Regions from separate parts of the Homo sapiens genome. Here region 1 is linked to region 2. Evidence: chromatin loops called from intact Hi-C (ENCODE). Cell type or tissue: mammary epithelial cell. All regions are shown on one strand. Region 1 overlaps AFF1 (ALF transcription elongation factor 1). Region 2 overlaps AFF1 (ALF transcription elongation factor 1).

Region 1 (2,500 bases), 60 kb before region 2:
GATGTGTCCATTTGTCTTCTTGCCTCTTACCTGTCTCTGCAGCCTTGAGTTCTGGCCCTGCTGCTGGTACTGCCTTGTTCCACTGCAGCCCCCAGACCCTTATAGATGACTTTCTGCTGTGCACCCCGCTGCCCAGGCCCGAGTTTCAGCACTTCTCCCTTGGTATCATCCTGCTGCTTTTTCTCCAGGTGGTAAACATTTTGAGGGCAGAAGTCAATTGTGTCTCATATGCTTGTTTGTCCTTTGTGTTTAGCACAGGTGAGAACTGGAGCCAAATGGGAACTTTGCTACGCTGTGCTCAGCTTGAGGATTTCTTACCCAGCTCACTCTGGTCTGGAGTCTGAAAGATAATCTCTTAAATGCTTGGCTTAACAGAGGGGTGAAGTACTGGACTGAATTTCCTATTCAGGACACTTGACTGGGAAATGGGTGCAGTGTTCAATAATGTTTTTGAGAAATCATTTCACCATTTTCTACCTAAGTATTAAGTAATTTTTGGCATTCCTACATTAAAAATAAACAGCCTAATCCATTCATTAGGAATTTTTAGTTGAGTTCCAGCCTCATAATTACTGTACTTTTCAGAATTGAGCCTGGAGATTAATCAGATTGTTTTATGTGCTATAAAAGTTGGAAGTTTTATGCATCTGTCTCATATATAGGTGCTTTCTTTTGTATTAAATAAGACACTGGATTTCCTTTAGCATGTGTGTGTGTATATATACTTCTTAAAAGTAATGCATATAATAAAACTGCTGTTAATCTAGAAAAGGATTTGCAATTTTAAATATTTTGCTATTGAAGGAATCACTTTTTTGGGAATGAGTCATCCAAATGGGTAGGGCATACACTCTTCTAGACCACAACGGTATCATTAACTGGTATCCTAGTAACTTAAGAATTATTGGGCCAGGCACGGTGGCTGACGCCTGTAATCCCAGCATTTTGGGAGGCTGAGGCGGGTGGATCACCTGAGGTCAGGAGTTCGAGACCAGCCTAACCAACAAGGTGAAACCCCATCTCTACTAAAAATACAAAAATTAGCCAGGTATGGTGGCAGGCGCCTGTACTCCCGGCTTCTGGGGAGGCTGAGACAGGAGAATTGCTTGAACCTGGGAGGCGGAGGTTGCAGTGAGCCGAGATCACGCCACTGCACTCCAGCCTGGCGAGAGTGAGACTCTGTCTCAAAAAAAAAAAAAAAAAAAAAAAAAAAAAAAACACAAAAAAACAACAACAAAAAAACGGAATTATTGACCCTGAAATTGCCTGACTGGCAACCTGGGCTTAATTTTCTAGTAGATTAATGGTCTTGCACTAAAGGATAAAACCGGTACCGAGGTCTTTTATCTCCCTTATATTCGCTCAGGATTCTAGTGAACTAGTTGCTAAGACAAGGGAAAACACTGGTCTGTTGTTCTGAACCTAATTGAGTCTTTTATTATGTTATGACTCACCTGTAGTTCAGATTTATTTCATTCAAGTCATGTAAAATAACTACACTGTGGTTTGTTTTGCTTACTTGGTTCGTGTTTCTAGTGATCTGTCAGGCTGAGTATGCCCATCCGCTAAAGTATGCCCATGGCTTTGGCAGGAGCTTGTGCAGCAGAGAGGAGACCACAGCAGTAAAGGGAAGAGGCTGCCTCATTCCATGGCCCCTCCAGGCTGAGGACCTATTCAGAATCTCTGTATGGAAACTGAAGATATCCATAGTACCTTAAACTGGGCCATGTTTAGCACAACAGGAGATTCTTCTCTTAAAAATGAATGCATCTCTCAATCTCTTACTCCCTTGTTCTCCCACTTGTGAGAGAAGGAAGCATTAAAACCAACACTGGGGCGTGGCTGCCCACAGAGCGTCAGAGACTGTTATATTAATTTAGTTGCCAACATCTAAAAATTAGTACCTTCACATTGAAATCTGGATTTTATTTTTTGTGTTAAAAATGGGAAGAATTGGCAACATACAGTCTTACAGCGCAATCCTGTTAGGCAGGGTGCATGTGCTGTCTTGTCCCAGACCTAACTAGGCCCTTGATATCACCTGCTTGATCCCTGTAACTGTTAATGTTCTCTCCGTCAATTCAAGCATTTCTTTATCTGTATGATTATTCCTCACTTTGAGCAGACCCAAGACATGAGAATCCAGACATGCAAAAGACCTATCTTTTCAGTAAGGTAATGTCATCATGAAATGTCCTTAAAAAAATGTGATTGATTTCTCAAACTTTTGAAAGGAATTAGGTAAAGTAGAATAAACTTTGCTTTTTTTGACCCTCTATCCAAACATAGAGATGTTTTCCTACAAGTCTTTAAATGTATGATTCAGGCATTCATTCATTCATTCATACGGAAAACAAAATACTAACAAGGTTAGTCTAATTAACTTTTTTCTTTTTAGACGGCTGTTCCCAAAACTGTGGAACATGGATTCTTATCCTCCTTGTTTTAGTTTTCCTGTATGAGTGATGAGAAAATGGATAATTATCTTAGTCTAGTGATG
Region 2 (2,500 bases):
AGGAGGTGCATTCATTCAAATCTTTTTTACTTTTTCTAAATAATCGCTTTGCTGACCAAGACACTTCAACTTTTTTGGGAAAGACATTCCAGTGCTATCATTTATGCGTTTTGAAGAGTGAGGAAGGGAAGTTATGATGTGTAGTAGGAAAATGCAGTTTTATTGCAGGGAGTGATTGGTTCAGTCCTTCCCTTCCATCCAAGATCTGACTGTCTTTTCTTGGGTTATTGCTCCAGATCAGCACCCCTAGTTATCGTTCAAAATGAAAGCTCATCCCTTCTGATTGACTAAGGCCACTTACATCTAAATTTCTTCGTGCCTGTTAGTTACCCTGAGGAGAGCACCACAACCATATGCATGTGATAGCTTAGGCTGTTCTGAATCATGCGTTCCCTCACCAAAGAGAAAAACAAGTGGATGAATTTCCCTTTTCTGTAGCACTCACCCCAGTGAACATAACCTGTCTGCACAGCAAGTCCCTGGGCCTGATCTTGGTACAAACTTGAATTGGTGTCCCTTGTGTCTTTTTCATATTGAATCTCCTTCCGAGGCGAATCACAGGGAAGTCCCTGAATTTCCCCAAAGACTGCTTCTCCAGTTTTCTGTGTTGCATGTGCTACCAAGCTCATTTGCTTCCTTTTGGAAGAGGATAATAGAGCCTTAGAATTTAGGTGCGGAAAGAACCTTAGTGGTCCCTTGATCAGCTGCCACCTTTTATAGATGAGATCCAAAAAGGCACTAACATGGCTTGACTGCTGAGTAAAAATAGATCTGCAGCTCAGGCATGCTGCCTCCTCCCAGTCCCGTGAGCTTTCCTCTTTTTCACATGTGTTTTCTCCGTACAAGTGTCTGTTGGGAGGATTCTCAAGAGGCGCACAAGGTCGGCGTACTGGCTCTGGCGCTGCCGGTGAATAAGGTGGTTACCGCGTCAGCCCCGGCTTGGTTCCTCCACGGCCCCCACCACTGCCACTCAGTGCCCACACACATTCCTACTCCACTTTAGCTACTCCTGCAGATGCTCCCATCTTCCTTCACAGCCAAACTCCTGGTTCACTACATCTTTCCATCTGCTAGAATCTCTATGGCACCAAATAAGTGTCAGTTCTGGAAAAAGCCACCTTTTCCCTGCTTCCTACAAGTGTCTGCTTGGTGAGCTGGCTGCACGGCAGCGCAGCCTGCCGAGAGGCTTTCCCTGACGGAAACTGACTTGGCCCCTTGCAAGCCCATGTCTTCCTTTTATGGCCTTCACTCTTGCCCTGTGCTCCACTGTGGGTGGAGCAGCATCTGGCAGAGATGATCAGGGCTGCCTGACCCAACAGGTTAAGAAAAGCAAACAAGTCTGTGAGGACCAATTCGTCAGCCGGCAGCCTCCCTTTGTGGAAGGTGAGGCACCATCCTTGAGACAACTAACCTAGTAGAAAAAGAATTTCTGAAACCCAGACCTTAAGCCAGATTCCCTGAAGTGGGGATGACCTGGGGATAAACCACAGGGCAAAGGGACTCCTTTTTCCTCCTGAAGAGAGAGTATCACCTCATCTGAATGGCTTCTTGACCCAGAAAAATCTAAAGAACAGCATGCCTCCTGTTTTACGGCAGGTCTTGTTCTTGGAATTTTGGTCTGCATTTCTGCTCACCCAATATTGCATGGCTCCCATGTTAATGACCCTTTCCTACATCCATCCACTTAAAGTTGTAATGCAGTCCTGCATCCAGTGCCCTCAGCTGTGTCCCTGAGCTGTTAAGCTGAATTTCTGTGCCAACTGACAAATACCGAGTGCCTACTCTGGGGAAGCCTCTGTGGCTGTTCCAGACAGAAGATGACAAAGTTCTAAGTGCATAGTGTACAAAAAACCACTAACTTCATGCCCGCTGGCTTGATCTCAACAGTTAAGCAAAATCAGCAGAAGGGGACTTTTGCTTTATTTAGTTTGATGGCTTCCTTTCTACCAGCTTATAGAATATTATCTGCTTCTAGGTTGCTAAATATCAATATAAAGCATATTATTCCAGTAAGTGCCAATGCAGTTGTTAGATGCTGGCGCTGAAGTTAGTGCTCACTGCATTCTCTCTTGTTGGCTGTCTACTTGAGTCACCGATTGGCACAGCCAGAGCTATAACCAGTCTGTGAGGATTGATTTGCCCTGACTTGTATCTTCATGTGTGGTCTATAAGGTCTGCCAGATTGGCTTATAGTCACAACCAGCATGTCCTAAGCAAAATGAAACTATATGAACAAAAATCAGCTCTCATTTCACTGCTAGACTTTGGTGTTTTCTTTAAGAAGTAGCCTTGTTAATGCTTAGTTTTGCCTTGGGGGCCTTAATGTGTCATTAACTGCCTGGAAATACCTTTCATTTAAAAAAGTATACTTTAGTACCTAATGTTCAATTTAGTATCGATCTGGATATTTTAGCAAATTTTGACTTTTCAAAGACAAAGTTTCTGTCTTGTAATGTTTCTTGGGCCGGCTATACTGCCTTTCATCTAAAACTCACTACAG

The links. A loop is a pair of places that touch in the nucleus more often than their neighbours do. Peaks named below come from ENCODE experiments on the same cell type or tissue, not always from the same donor. Only the 100,000 strongest peaks of a DNase experiment are listed, where the experiment ranks them.
Region 1: it touches region 2 in a loop (5-fold over the local background); 4 of 110 quality-filtered maps call a loop at or near these places.

Annotation. Positions count from the first base shown.
Region 1 is chr4:87,059,650-87,062,149 of GRCh38, forward strand. The region is part of intron 4 of AFF1 (ALF transcription elongation factor 1); the gene reads left to right. Among named protein-coding and RNA genes, the nearest start is that of AFF1, 130 kb to the left of the region's middle. In mammary epithelial cell, no CTCF peak of the experiment used is centred here; a DNase peak (open chromatin) is centred at 1,442; H3K27ac peaks cover 2,035 bases.
Region 2 is chr4:87,119,738-87,122,237 of GRCh38, forward strand. All of the region lies in intron 12 of AFF1 (ALF transcription elongation factor 1), which reads left to right. Among named protein-coding and RNA genes, the nearest start is that of KLHL8, 100 kb to the right of the region's middle. RefSeq lists an enhancer at 394-969. In mammary epithelial cell, a CTCF peak has its summit at 1,176; DNase peaks (open chromatin) are centred at 1,284 and 2,124; H3K4me3 peaks cover 1,897 bases; H3K27ac peaks cover 2,500 bases.